Linked DNA regions of Homo sapiens: all the other regions are linked to region 1. The links are chromatin contacts, found by Hi-C or POLR2A ChIA-PET in ENCODE. All regions are on one chromosome and are shown on one strand. Each heading gives the region's core, a stretch centred on a gene start or an enhancer-like site at or near the end of the contact. The rest is flanking DNA. Distances are from core to core; before and after follow the strand shown.

What was found. Hi-C counts contacts between places; a loop is a spot of excess contacts on that map. ChIA-PET counts read pairs that join two places held with the same protein, here RNA polymerase II (POLR2A). Pooled maps may share reads with other maps.
Region 2: a pooled map shows a loop between it and region 1 (11-fold over the local background). The contact joins the promoter of FAM133B here to the promoter of CASD1 in region 1. A Hi-C loop is called at or near these places in 7 of 50 pooled maps.
Region 3: a map with no recorded cell type shows a loop between it and region 1 (6-fold over the local background). The contact joins the enhancer-like site here to the promoter of CASD1 in region 1. A Hi-C loop is called at or near these places in 2 of 37 single-sample maps with no recorded cell type and 3 of 50 pooled maps. POLR2A ChIA-PET finds 5 or more read pairs at or near these places in 2 of 52 experiments (activated CD8-positive, alpha-beta memory T cell and activated naive CD4-positive, alpha-beta T cell).
Region 4: a loop to region 1 is called in a map of CD8-positive, alpha-beta T cell, with 8 times the contacts of the local background. The contact joins the promoter of CDK6-AS1 here to the promoter of CASD1 in region 1. A Hi-C loop is called at or near these places in 2 of 168 maps with a recorded cell type or tissue (CD8-positive, alpha-beta T cell and naive thymus-derived CD4-positive, alpha-beta T cell) and 5 of 50 pooled maps.

What each region holds. Positions count from the first base shown.
Region 1 is chr7:94,507,994-94,511,518 of GRCh38, reverse strand. CASD1 (CAS1 domain sialic acid O acetyltransferase 1) reads right to left here and starts at 1,710. Exons shown (of 18, transcript NM_022900.5): 1 at 1,302-1,710. The coding sequence starts at 1,434. RefSeq lists silencers at 1,047-1,406, 1,507-1,656, 1,697-1,916 and enhancers at 450-1,436, 1,437-2,425.
Region 2 is chr7:92,588,857-92,592,381 of GRCh38, reverse strand. FAM133B (family with sequence similarity 133 member B) reads left to right here and starts at 1,992. Exons shown (of 11, transcript NM_152789.4): 1 at 1,992-2,114. The coding sequence starts at 2,091. LOC105375397 (a long non-coding RNA gene) reads left to right here. Exons shown (of 3, transcript XR_927744.3): 3 at 234-362. RefSeq lists enhancers at 1,835-2,114, 2,205-2,264.
Region 3 is chr7:92,631,721-92,635,245 of GRCh38, reverse strand. The region is part of intron 5 of CDK6 (cyclin dependent kinase 6); the gene reads left to right. Among named protein-coding and RNA genes, the nearest start is that of FAM133B, 43 kb to the right of the region's middle. RefSeq lists enhancers at 2,936-2,985, 3,096-3,185. Within about 2 kb of position 1,890, at least 14 of the 41 ENCODE cell types and tissues checked have a DNase peak (open chromatin) inside an H3K27ac peak, as active enhancers do.
Region 4 is chr7:92,834,966-92,838,490 of GRCh38, reverse strand. It overlaps CDK6-AS1 (CDK6 antisense RNA 1), which reads right to left and starts at 2,008. Exons shown (of 2, transcript NR_110088.1): 1 at 1,928-2,008. It overlaps CDK6 (cyclin dependent kinase 6), which reads left to right and starts at 1,918. Exons shown (of 8, transcript NM_001145306.2): 1 at 1,918-2,013. RefSeq lists silencers at 1,616-1,975, 3,086-3,335 and an enhancer at 2,426-2,505.

The sequences.
Region 1 (3,525 bases), core at 461-2,960:
AGAGAGCTGGAGAGAGGCCAAAAGGTTATAAAGAATCTAATTTTTAAAATCAATTTAGTATACTAAAAGCTGTTCACCCAGTATGGCTCTAGAGTACAATATTTTTAATTCTCAAGAGTTGGAAGAAATAAAGCAGCAAAACTGACCAAAATTGAAAGATCTCCTGGGATGAGAATACAGCGCAGACTCCAACAACCCGTTTATGGATATTTTGCCAAAGTAGGTGTAAATTTAAACGGGCACAGCGCTAATTTGCACCTGTCCATTACACATTACATCTTGACTGATTAATCTCACAGTCACCAAGAGCTGGCCAGATAATGGCTTTGATAGTATTAAGAGCCAAAAATAAAAGATCCTATCATTATTAATTTCCCTCTGCCTGTCAGCCTCTCTCCCAGTGACATTTTTACAAAGGAAAAAAAACAATCAATCAGCAAGGAGAAGTAAATATCCCTTGATTACTGAAAGATAATTCATTCTCAAATCAGGTCATATTTCCTTTTCCCCTTTACACCAATTTCAAAACCCATGGCCAAGGCCTGCTTTCAAAGTGCTTACAACTTGCTTTCAACTGCCCACCTTTACGCCTGTCAACCCACAACTTCCTTCCAAAAATCTGCTCTGGTGCCTTAACTTTGTAAAAAGTGTGCACTCCGAAGCCTTTAAACGTTTCTGCATCACAAAAGCTGGGTGGCACCTCTTCCATTTGGCCACAGGCATCTTTTGCCAGCTGTCGCCCTTTTGGCAAAGGAAAATGGGGGCGGCCCTTGCCGCTGTCCAACAGCCCAGACTGGGTGTTACAGGGCAGAGGCAAAATTAAACAAAGGCTAAGGAGCCGGACCCTTAAGAGGCAGGACCTGCGACCCCACTGCTGGCAGCGGTGCCCCTTGCAGGGCGGCCTTGGGCTTCATGCGCCCCGGGCTGCCCCCAAGGACCGCCTGTCCGACTTCCTGCACGCGAGCCCCTGATCTGGAGCGTCTCCCCGAACCCAGACCGCTCAGGAGCCGGACCTCAGCAGCACTTTTGGCCAGGTCCAGGGTTGGCGCCCCCGACCCCAGCGCGGGCGGCTCGGGGCGCCCAGAACCACCAGCCATTGTCCTTTGGTGGCCCCCACTGGGGTCCACTCAGTTGGCCTCGGGCGCCGGCCGCTGCTGGGGACACCTGGGGGAACCGCCTCCCCCGCGGGCCGGGCCGGCGGAAGGCCGCGTGGGCGTGTGTTGGGCGATGGGGGCGGCCTCCAGCCGCCGCGTCGCCGCCTCCCCCACGGCCTGCCCGGGCAGAGGGGAGGGCCCGCTCACCTCGGTAGCGGCGGGAGGCGAGGTGGCACGCTGCGAGCAGCAGCACGGCCACCAGCGCCAGCACCTTGGCGCTCCTCACGCTGAAGTAGTGGTTGATCTCCCGCTTGCCCAGGTTGTAGGCCAGAGCCGCCATCTTGGTTCCTCCATGACAACAGTGCGCGGCGGAGCGGGAAAGGGGCGCCGCACAGGGGCAGCACTGGGGCTGCCGCCGCTGCAGCCAGGCGAGGAGCGGCCGCCAGCTCCCCAGGCCGCCACCTGCGCCTCCCGCCGGGGAACCTGACCCCGCGGCCGCGGCGCCCCCGACCTCCGCCTGCCCCTCCTCGGCCGCGGCCGACTCGGCGGCCTCCCCCCAGCCCCGCCGCCGCTGCTCCGCCGTGCCGGTTCCCCAGGCGCCCTGGACGCCTGTCTCCTCCCCTTCCTCCTCCTCTTTAGCCTCCTGCCTTAATAGCGGCTGCGCCTGCGAGGGGGGTCCGGATGCCCAGTGCTCCGGGGTCACCGGGTCACGCGCCCCGGCGGGCGGCGGCGGCTGCGGCAGAGCCATGGGGGTGTGGGGAGAGAGTACTAGGGGTACCCGCCTGGCCCGGACGCGAGCCTTAGGGCTGTCTCCTAGTTTACTGGCCGCTACCTGAGCCCAGGTTGGGGCAATAGAACTACAGTTCCGGGAGAAAAGTACACATCGTCCCATTCCTTCCTTCCCCAACACTCCCCTTTCTCAGCCTTCTACTGCCAGAACCCGCCCAGCGGGATGCGAAGGACACCCTAAGGTCGTTTATTGTCTGGCTATCCGTGGCCTGGCTGGTCAGTCTGGCTGCCCCTGGGTGCTGGCCAGATTGGATTGATGGATCCAGTTGATGGTGCTGGCCGATGGATTGCTGGCATCCAACCCAGGAGTGAAACCAGTCTTAACACTTAACTCACCGCTCTGGCCAGTTTCTCTTAAACCGTTTTTTTAATGTCCTCAGTTTGCCCAGTTCTGGTGGGCGAAAGTACACCAAAGTTCCGAATGGAAGGTACAGAAGGAGCCTAACTTAGTGTAGGTGTTGATGAGAAAAGAGTCTGACTCTCACTTGTATTTACGCAAGTTTGGCTAGGTCGATGTGCCAAAAAAATTCGTTTTTTTTGAGAGGGAGTCTCACCCTGTCGCCCAAGCTCTAGTGCAGTGGCGTGATCTTCGCTCACTGCAGCCTCCCCCTCCTGGGTTCAAATGGTTGTCCTGCCTGAGCCTGCCGAGTAGCAGAGATTGCAGGCGCCCGCCACCACACCCGTTTAATTTTTGTATTTTAATAGAGACGGGGGTTTCACCATTTTGGTCAGGCTGGTCTCGAACTCCTGACCTCAAATGATCTGCCCATCTCGGCCTCCCAAAGTGCTGGGATTACAGGCATGAGCCACCAAGCCTAGCCAAAAAAAATTTTTCTTAATGTGCTTATGACAATCATCCCCGCTACTAACGTTGGTTAATGTTTTGTGATTCTCAATAAAGCCAGCACTCCATTTCCTTAATAAAGCATTGTTATCCCTACTCTCCTCTCGCTCCCACCCCACCTTTTTTAAATGGTTTTTCTTGTTGCCTTCCAGATGGGAATGGTTATTTACATTGCTTGCCATTCTACTTGCCTTGCCTTGTTTAGAGTGAGTCATTGTTTAGTTGGGGTGTTGTCAAGTATTCTTTACAACTTTCCCATTTAGCCATTCCTGAACTTGTGCTTATAGGCCCCTCTTAAAATTATAGAATATTAGATATGAAGGGACTGTAGAGATCTTGTCTACTCATTCCCATTCTCTTCATCCAAGGACTCTTTATTATGTTTTCATCCATGGACTTTATATCTTGAAAGATTTTGTCACTTAAATGAAATCACATACATCACTGTCATGGATGTAATGCTAATAAGCAATAAAGTTAAATAAGTGTACAAACACTTAGGCACTGTTCCCTGCAAATAGTCTTTTAATTTTGGCTGTCATTCTGATCAGAGGTTGATCACATGTTGTAAGAATTGGGTATTGTAAAAACCAGATAACTCTGCCAACAATATATGGTCTGCCAATCACATCCTAGACATTTCTATGATGTCATTACCAGCAAATTAGAATTTCTGATCAGCATGCAATAACCAGTGTTAACCCAAAGGGTTGAGTTAATGCCTGCAAAAAGTAAAGAAACTTGACATTCTATTAATTGCAATTTCCAGAAGGCTTTCTTAAATACTGTAAATAGCTT
Region 2 (3,525 bases), core at 743-3,242, 1.9 Mb after region 1:
AGAACATTCGGGAGGGCATGTAGGCCCACTGCTAGGACAGAAATGTATTTATTAGCAGATCACACATGTGCAGAGAATGTGTAAAGATTTCTACTGTCACTGAATTATATCCTGAGAAGTCTTGGACTGATTTGTTCTTTATGTAGTCCACTCAGATGAGCTCCCGATAGCTCTTGCCATCTTCCTTATCTTCACAGGCCCCTGGTCATTTTCTTGTTTCTCTGTCCCCCCAGGGATTCACGTTTCATCCAGGAGGGGTTGTGTACACTCGCAGAGAGAGAGAGACTTCTAAAGGAAACACAACCTTTCTGTTGACTTATACCATATTTTTAAAAATCTCTGTGTTCTGTACAATCAGCCAACCAAGGAAGTGAAAGGTAAGAAGGAGCTGAAGAGGGAAAAAAAAAACTATATTCTCTCACAGGTATTATCATGCTTATCATGTTGGAGTATTAAAAATAATATCTGTCAAATGCCTAGAATATTTAAAACATGAAAAATAAGCCAGGAAAGAAAGAATAACTTAATATTAATAGGTTCTCCTCTTCCTCTTGTGTATAAAAAGAAGCCTGTCTTCAGTCAGAGTCCCCAGCTTAAGTCGGGGGTAATGGAGGAGGAGGAGAAATGAGAGACTGGAGGCCTCATTTTGGAAAGTGGGTTACTGAGGAAGAATCAACACTTAGTAGGGAGCAGAACCACCAAGGACTGCATGTGAGAGTTTGGAAAAGTTTTGAGACAGAAGATGGTAGTTGGGAGCATCTGTCATATAGTGTAGCATGAAAAATGCAGGGAGGGAGGGAGGCAGAGATCGGGAAAGATGATTTTAAAGCATGTTCTTGTATGTAATTAGTGTAATTCCCATTTTGCCATTTCCAAGAGTCCGGAGAAGATCCTAATTGATTTTCAACTACTTCCTAATGATACTTGCTAAGATGAACCCAGAGGGGTCGCTTTATCTATAAATACTTACTAAATATGATTATCTTCTCTGGAGCCCAGATCATCTTCCTTAAAGTTGCAGTGCAGTAGTGCCAATATTACGATATGCTATGCAGTAAAGTTGGCCCTGTGTGTGTTTATTGCCCTTACGAGTTTATAAACAGGCTCCTTGACGATAGGGATTTTTCTTAATCATCTTTGTGCCCTACCCAGCTCCAGCTTCCAGCCACCCAGTTAGTGAAAACTGTACAAACTACATGTTCAAAAATTAGTGTGAAATGAATGCACAGGTGATGAATGAATGGGATTGAAATTAAAGGGTGATTTCGTTAGCAGCGTCTATGACAGCACTGCCTTTCCCCCCACCAGCTGATGGGCTCCGTGAGGGACCAAGGCTCTTTGGTCCTCACTTTGTCCCCAGCACTTGCACTCTGTCAAGCACAAAATAAGCATCGGGAGAATCTTTGTGTCCCCTCGAATGAGTATTTCAGTGTATCAAGAATGGAAGAAAGGCCAAGCGCAGTGGCTCATGCCTGTAATCCCAGCACTTTGGGTCGAGGCGGGCGGATCACTTGAGGTCAGGAGTTATAGACCAGCCTGGCCAACGTGGTAAAACCCTGTCTCTACTAAAAATACAAAAAATTTAGCCCGGCGTGTTGACGGCCGCCTGTAATCTCAGCTACTCGGGATGCTGAGGCAGGAAAATCGCTTGAACCCGGGAGGTGGAGGCTGCAGTGAGCCTAGATCGTGCCACTGCACTCCAGCCTGGGCGACGGAGCGAGAGTCTGTCTAAAAAAAAAAAAAAAAAAAAAAAAAAAAAAAAGAATGGAAGAAAGCAAAACAATCCAAGGCCAAACTGAAGCGAGCTGCCTTGGTGGGGCTCCGGTGCAGAAGCGCAGCGTCGCCTGCTCTTGGGTGCCTAATGAACGACCGGACTCCTGCAGGCGCTCCGCCAACTGCAGCGATCTCTGGAGCCGGCCTGTCCTCCACAGAGATAGGGGGCGCTGTAGCAGAGCGCGGCCGTCGAGTCCGCGTGGTGCCGCTCTCTAGGCGGAGTGGGGAGGCGGCAAGAGGACCTGCGGCAGGCCCTCTTCGGCAGTCTCTCCGGCCCGGTTTCCCTCGGCGTGCTACTGTGCGCTCGATCCAGCACCATGGGGAAGCGGGACAATCGGGTGGTGAGTACTCAGCCGGGAAAACAGTGGGGCGACGCAGGGCCCGGCGGCAGGACAGCGAGAACCCTCGCTGTTCCCGGCCGGGCCGGAGGGCAAGCGGCAGCCCTCAGACGTGGGGCCTGGAGACCCAGCACCCTCCGCCGATCCCAGATGCGCGTGCGCCGCGCACGCAGTTGGCGCTTTAGGGTTCCCAGCTCTCTCTTGCCCGCCCCTTTTTTCTTCCCTCACCTCGTCGCTCTTTCTGGCGCTGCTGGTTTGCACTCTTGCCTGCTGTACGCGGGCCCCCAGTGCCCACTTAGAACCGCGAGGGCTCGGGGAACCCCCCCCACACCTGGCCCCGCCATGTAACTCCGAAGACTTAGGCCCTTGGACGCATCCGACTCACCCGCCCCTTGGTATCGGCCGCCCCAGGTCCGCACCCCTCTCCTGCGCACCCAAGTGGGAGGGAGGCACAGAGGCCTCGACGCGGTCCCTGTGCCGGAGAGCCAGCAGCGCGCCTGGTTTTAGCGACAAGCAGGCTCCCGTTTGAAAATGGGATGGCAGCATTTGCTTTCGTGTCTCCAGCGCCCTGTAGGACCTGGCCCCCATAGACACTGTGAGGGAATGAATGGCGTGAAAATAGTTGGCTTTCGAGTCCAACACAAAACTGGAATGTCAGTTTTGTTCCGTCGGAAGTTGGGTGACCTAGAACAAGTTACTTTTCTTCTCTGTGCCGTCGTTTATAAAAGGGGATCATTATTATCTACAACCTTACAGATTAATTGAAATCACAAAAGGCAAGATGTGTGAGCGAGTACTGGGCATGAAAATTATTACTCTAGTGAATGAGATAAAAGAGATGCATAAATAACTTACAGCAGAAAGAGTAGGAAATGGTCCTTGATAGTTGTTAGAGATTCTAAAGGCATTCAAAAGAAAAGGTGCTTTTGAGAAGCGGAGATGGGAGGAAAGTATTCTAGACCGCTGGGGCGGGGAGGGGGCTGAAAAACTCAGGTTATGAATCAGATTGAATGAGTAGTAAACATAATGAAATAACAATAAGCTTAGGTTGCAGCCTGACAATTTCTGGGCTTGCCTGTGACAAAGTTTTAGCCACTGAGTAGCAAAATGAGGAAAATGCACGTAAAACGAATGTGCTACGTTTCTTGAACTCGCTTTTTTATTCAACAATTATTTGCAAGCTGTGTGTGTCTCACACCAAAGGAGACTTAACATTTACGAAATGATGACACTTGCCATCTGTAGTAGCCAGTTCTTGCATGGCTTTTATAAAGAAAAACCTGAGGCTGGGTAATTTATAAAGAAAAGTGTTTAATTGGCTCACGGTTCTATGGGCTGTACAGGAAGCTTAGCGGCATCTGCTTCTGGGGAGGCCTCAGGGAGCTGTTACTCATGGTGGAAGGCAAAGCAGGAG
Region 3 (3,525 bases), core at 641-3,140, 1.9 Mb after region 1:
ACCTGACAGGCCGGTTTGCCAGGGTGACCATTCTTAAGTGTTTTAGGGAGCTAGGATTAATCTTTTTTTCCCAAGAGGAAGTAGCAATAAACTGTGCACCAAAAATAACGCTTTAGCTGCTAAATTCTGCTTAGTAGGTGGTTTCCCAAAGATGATCCAATGCAATGAGTCATCCCTCTGAGCACTTACTGCACATTATTTCTTTTTACTAATCCTCGGTGCTTTTGGTTGCATGTTTTTTAACCTTTAGAGCCCTCCTGGGAGGTTCAGAGTCTTCTCACTATGAATATAAAACAGACTCTACTACATCCCCCCACATGTCCCTCTTGTCCTTTACTTCCTATACTTTTCAAATCTAAGATAATCCATCACTTAGGAGAACAGTCAGGATCATGTCCAAAGATAAAAGATCAGCAGTAAGTTTCTCCAGAGTTAGCAGCAGCTCCATCTCATTCCCAGTATAAAAATCAAAAATGTAGATGGATGTAAGTCAATGTGTAGAACCCATATCAAGAAAACTATAAAACTTGATTGAGATACATAAAAATGACTTTCCTAGATATAGAGAATATTTGATTATTAGAAAGATATTAAATATTCCATTTTCCTGAACAGGAAGATTGAATAGTTGTAAGGATATAAAAGGTTTCCAAATTAATTCATAGGTTTATGCAACTCCAGTCAGAATTCCAGTGGGATTTCCTGAAATGCATTTGGAAGAGTTAAACTGGTGAAAATAGCCAAGAATTTTTTGTTACCAAAAAAAAAAAGTTATGAAGAGAAACTCCTGCTACCAAGCACTAAAATACATTATGCAACTACAGTAATAAAAATAATGTGGTACCAGCAGAAGTGACAGACATTAATGGAACAGAATAGAGAATGAGACTTGAAACCCTAATTTAGGAAGTGATGCAATTTATCATAAATCACAAATCTGGGAGGACAGAACGGCATATGCAACAAATGAGAATAGGGTAATTGGTCAATTTCATGGGGGAAAAATGGTAACCTGATTAGATTCTCACTATTCCTCACCACAGAGCAAATGACAGATGGCTTAAAGAGTTACATATTAAAAGTGAAGCCATAAAAGAATAAAGAAACTATAGGAAGTATCTGTGACCCTAGAATGGAGATATATTTTCAAAGCATTAAGAAGTCACAAACAAAAATACTAATATATTTGATTATATAAAAATTGAAAACTTTTGTTCATCAGAAAATAAAAACACTGCCAAGTTAAAAAGCATGTGATAATCTTGGAGAAAATGAATGAATATGACAAAGGTGTAATATCCTTAATGAATAAAAGAGCTCTTAAAATTAATTGGAAAGCCACTAGCACACCCCACTGTAGCTACACTACATTCCTATCACACTGTGTACATATCACAGTGCTAAATCATTTTATACTCATAATACAGTTCAGATGACACAAGACAGTATTAGAAATTCAGATCTTATTTTCCATTCACATATTCTTTGTCCAAAGGCAGTTTAAGGAAACTAACACATTACATTATGCTATAAATACTTCAGAACAGTTTGTCCACATTGACACTTCCATTTCCTAAAATGAAACCCTCGCTGGCCCACAGAGGGAAAAAAAAAAAAAAAAGGCTAGCTTTGTTAACCAGCTTTATTTCAACAAGCACATCCACATGGTAAGAACTTCCTCTGATGAGTCATCCACAGTTGTCAAACACCAACTTTCCTTTGTTTGGCCCATGCAGAAATCAGGTCTGTGGAAGCACAGTTCAAGAGTCTGAATCATTTAATTGTGTTTTATTCATATCTGAATTTGCATCTGTCACAAACCCAATGTGTCCACCGTGAAAAATTGCATCCTTCAAATATTACTGAACAAAAAACCCTATTCAAATAGGTCTGTTCTGTCTAGATTGTCTGTGAAATTTCTGAGGAATGTTGTGGGCTCTGTTTCCTGTACCAAATTGTTGAGTTATCACACATCATTGGATTCTACCCAAAGTGTGCTGGATAGGCATATTATATTCAGACAGGATACCAGTTGTCTTTACCATTCATAAAGGAAAAAGAAAAGATTACTCCTGCTCCCTGCCATAAGATATAAACTAAGAAGTGAAAATGTGTGTACCCATAGTTTTTTTAATGTGTCCTTGATTTCTTTTCTTCACCAAGATTTGAGTTTTATTCAGTCATAGCTTTGTTATGCACTTTCTTGTCACCCTGTACTTGTTCAAAACTAAGGACTATAGTCAAGACTCAGATCCTGCCCTGGGATTGGTGCCATCTTAGCTTGTTTGGAAAAAAAAAAAAAAAAAAAAAAAGATCTTTAGAGATACCATCATATCCATTTGTATATAAAAAGAGAAAAGAATGGAAGTGATGCTGTGTAATTTATTTTCATCTATTTACTCTATTTTCCAAATTTTCCACAATGCGTATATATTTTATAATCAAGATAATCTGTTACTTTTTAAATTTTTTATTTTTAATTTTTGTGGATACATAGTAGATATATATGGGGTACATGAGATGTTTTGATATAGGTATGCAATAATTTGTTATTTTTAACAGTACCCATGATGAATCATTCAAAATATAAATTCAGTAAATAAGCTTTTTGAAAAAGTTAAACTTGCTGTTGGGCCAGTAAAATTTTATTCTGATAAAATAAATGCTAGCTTTTGTTGATTAATCACCACACTAAACTCACAATACTAGACACTGGTAGACAACATCACTGACATTCAAGGGCCAGAGCCCTTATTTATATGTTGAGCACATTATAATTTTTTAAGGAAAAAATGAGAAAATCAGTCTTTCAGTGTTTGGACTATTTTTAACCAATGATTGAATCCAATTTGAGAATATTTTTAGATCATTTGTAATGCTTTATGACTGATACTTTTGGTTCCATTTTGAGCAAAGCTTCTTTTTTTCTTTTTAAAGAAGCCACTTCAGCCAACAGACACTTCCATTTCAGAAAATGTCTAGTGATTATTTTCCCCCAAAGGCAACATGAAAACCTTCAGCCTCAGAAAGATGTCATTTTGCTGACATCCGGCTGATGTCAATATTAGAGTTTTTGCAAGAGAAAGGTGTGTGAGCATAGAGGTGATGATAATTATATACTCAAAGACACACCCACAACAGAGCCCATAAGACTCCCTTTGGCAAAAAATGTTGTATTGAAGACAAAACCAGTGGATTCAGAGGTTAAAAGTAAGAAGTAGTTTTGAGAGCCACATTTTAGTTACCGTAATGTATGTAGTATTTGCTGTTGAAATGTCTCTATTAGACAGACTTACTTTTGTATTTTCTAATTTTTATTCCTTGTATCAATGTTGCTTTGAAGTCAGCCTATCATGAGAGAAAACTTGACTCACTTAGCTAGTTCATTTTCAGAGGTGTGTGTTACTGATTAATGTAGCACTCTCTCTTGCTCCACCTACACAGCACTTCAGAATCATTCTCAACCCAGCTTACAGCCTATCGCTACCAACCAGACTGGATGAAATCTCCTTGTCATCCTATATG
Region 4 (3,525 bases), core at 759-3,258, 1.7 Mb after region 1:
TAGCCATGATGTGCTGCTTCCTATTTGCTGGCAATTATTTCTGGATTATATAAACATGTTAATTACCAGCAAGTAAATCTTGTTTTAAAAGGCAAATGATAAGTGTGAACAATTATCAAAATGGAGGATTCCCACTTGTGTCTCTGGCTTAAAGTCTAATTAGTGACTTGTAGTGATCCAATATTTTTATGTAAATATAAAATCTAATGATTTGCCTTCTTAAATTTATAAGGTATATGAGATTATAGATAGCTTTATAAATACAAATTTTGTTCAGAAAACTGGATCTTATTTTAGAAGACATGCTCTTAACACAAATGTATTTTATGAATTATCTTAAGCTTAAAGACATACAATTATTCACTTTTATTTTTAAAGAAAAAAGTATTATAATGCATTGCAAAATATGTGCTACTGAAAATGCATCAATTTTTATTTCCCTAGCCTTACCTCACACTATAACATAGAATCAGTTTTATAAAGGCAAAAATTTGATTTACTGTGAGATTAGTAACATGGTTTTAAAGTCAAAAGATTTATAGAAGTAGTATTTCCAATTCAAACAGAATTTTGCCAGGTTTTAATTTTTCTACAAAGCACTTAAGTAAATAATTTTGTGAAAAGTTTTGCTTTAAGATGTTTTAAAGGGTTTCAAGTATTCTACAGATAGAGATTTTGGGGAGAACACCAAATTCTTTCCAAAAAGACAGCTATTTCAAGTTTTCTTTTACTCCATTGTAGAAAGTTTTAAAGACTTTTTTTTCTCCAAAATCTAATTTTCACCTGAAATAATTGTATTCAAGGGTTTCTCAGCAGGTAAAGTATACATTCTTACAAGGTTTCAAATTTCAGATTTCCAATAATGCATTTAAACTGAGCACTCCTCTTTTTGTGTATGTATCTACTATCTGCAGTTCTATTATTTACACTAAATTTTAGTCTTTTTAGCTCCTCTGAAATACGTTAGTGAACCCTCAGCAGTTACTAACCACTTAATAATTGTGAGCCCGCCAGCCCCTTCAAGTAGATCGTTAACCATAAGAGTGCCTGACAATTTCCAAACCATATCCTCTGTCTAAAAGGAAAAGATAGGGCTTTGTGAGGCAGAAAGGAAGCGAAGGAAAACAAAACAAATGTAGCTCATGCTGAAAGTGAAAAGTGCTTGGATAGATTAGTATTTTCTTTTCTGCAAGGCATCCTGCCAAACTTTTTCTTTATTTTTTTAAGAGAAGAGTTATTTTTTGGTCTGATTTTTCAGTTTCTTGGAAAGTATTGGTATTTACCACCCCCATTGGCCGCTCATAATTATTGTTGGTTGTTTTGTGTTTTTCCCATCCGTCCACGTCACACAGTGAGGATGCCCCCCGCTTCACCCTGTCAAAACCCCAACTCTGGGCGACCCTGGGTTTGGAAACTCCGCCGACTCCCGACGACACGTCCCACTCTCTCCCACTAATGCCGCTTATTTTAGTCGCAGGATCCCCCTACTACAGTTTCAGCGAAAGCCGGAAATTTTCATTTAACTCTCCCCCCCACCCCCACCCCCACCGCGCCCTTCTAGCCCCCGACTCGTAGAAGGGAGCTAGGGAGCCCGGAGCTCGGAGCACTGCCGGGACTCGGCCGCCTCATTTCTCTCCGGAAGGCTTTAATTTGCACACTTTCTTGCCACTGCGCCACGAGCCCCCAGCCCCGCCGGGGGGTGGGTCTCCGGCAGAGTTGGCTTCGCGGGTCCCTGCCCCCACCCCGCACGGTCGCCCCAGCTGCCTCCCCGGCTGGGGCCCCCAGCGCCGGCCGGAGCCCAGCGGCCCCCGTCCGCCCCCAGCGAGCGGCGCGGGCGGCGCCCTCCGCCGTCCCTCCGCCCTCCGCCGCTGTGCCCACCCCCTCGCCGGAGAGAGTGCTGGTAACTCCTTCCCCAGAGTCTGATTACCTGCTCCGCGAGGCCGCGGACACGTGCGGAGAGCCGACTGACACTCGCAGCCCCCTCGGGAGGCCCGACGCGACTGGGCCCCTCAGGTGAGGAGCTGTGCGCTCGGGTGGGTGGGCTGCGGGGTGGGGGGTCCCGGGGGAGATCTGGGGGATTGGCCGGGGTCCGAGGCAGAACTGTGGGTGGGGTAAGTGGAGGGTGGCGGGGGGTGGGGGGGACCTGTGTTTCCTTGGAATCGGCTTTGGTTAACCCCTTACGAACTGAGACGGGATTGGTTATGGGGGCCAGTTTTGGGGAGCTAGAGGATTCTCCTTATCTGATGAGAGGGGGAGATCCCAGCCTAGGGACACCCGCGACACCGAGATCCTGCTTCCACGTATCCGTACGCACACACACCCACACGGAACACGCCTCATACAGTTTCTCCAAACGGAACTGGAACTCTACTCGGACACTCACATAATAATTCACATTTAGGGTTTAAAATGCACTGCCTCTAGGGACTCCATGCTGGAGAATGTGCTTGCATTTCCCCCTCGAAAACTCCCTCTCCAGCTCGCTGAGGTGTGGGTGTGGGCTCCACCTTCCCCTCCACGAGATAAATGTTAACGCAGGCTTCCTGCGGGCGTGTTATACACAGAAAAGTGCACGCAGCCGGCCAGTGCCCAGGCTTGGAGCCCCGCGAAGACGCACGTTTGCTGTAGTTTCCAAGTTTACTTTTATAATTTAAAATATTGGAGTTAAACACACGCCCCGCAGTGAGCAGCCCTGGTCCCCGCAGCGCGCCCGTCCGTGTGCATATGGGCGCATCTGCGTGTGCGCACACGCGGGAGTCGCGGTCCCCGGTGTGGCCTCTTGTCGCTGTGCTGGTGGCGACCCTTGTGGTGCTTGGCAGGCTTCGGGAGAGGCGCATGAAGGATTTCATTGAGTGTGAAGACAGAGAGCAGAGACAGAAAGCAGAAGGAGGCGGCTGCAGCCTTTGTAGTCGCGGAGGAATGCGGAAATGTTGAAGCACTATGTCAAACTTTTTTTGAAATGGGGTCAAGTCACATTCAGCCAGCGTGGGAAAGCAACAACAACAACAAAAAAAAGTGGAGGAGAGGGGGGGAAAAGGCATTGCTGCTCCCGTTTCTCTCCGCCGAAGCCGACCGTCTGGGGGGCGAGTGGGGGGAGAGCCAGGGCAGTGCGGGGCCCGGCGGGGGCAGCAGGCGCAGTTCCCTGCGGGGGTGGGACGTCCCCGACGCTTCCTTCGCTGCGGAGCCCGGGGCTAGACTCGAGCGGGAGGGGGTTGGGGGGATGCAGGACAGGCGGGTTGGGCGGCCGGCGGCGGCTCCCCGGCTACCTGTGTGGCCCTCGACCTGGCTCAGACCCCCGGGCAGTCCCTGGGGGCTCTTTCCTCGGCTTTTAAGGAAAGTTCTGAATGTAGTGAGTGCCAGAAGCTCTGCTCTCGCCGCGGTCCGCTCCACCCGCTCATCGTGGGGGTCGCGCCGTTTGTTTAATTCCTGGCAAAAGGCGAGCGGGCCAGCGGTTGCGAGGCAGGTAATTCCGAGGTGCCCCGGGAATTCCGGACATGCGGCCGTCGTGGTGAAAGTCCTGCCGAG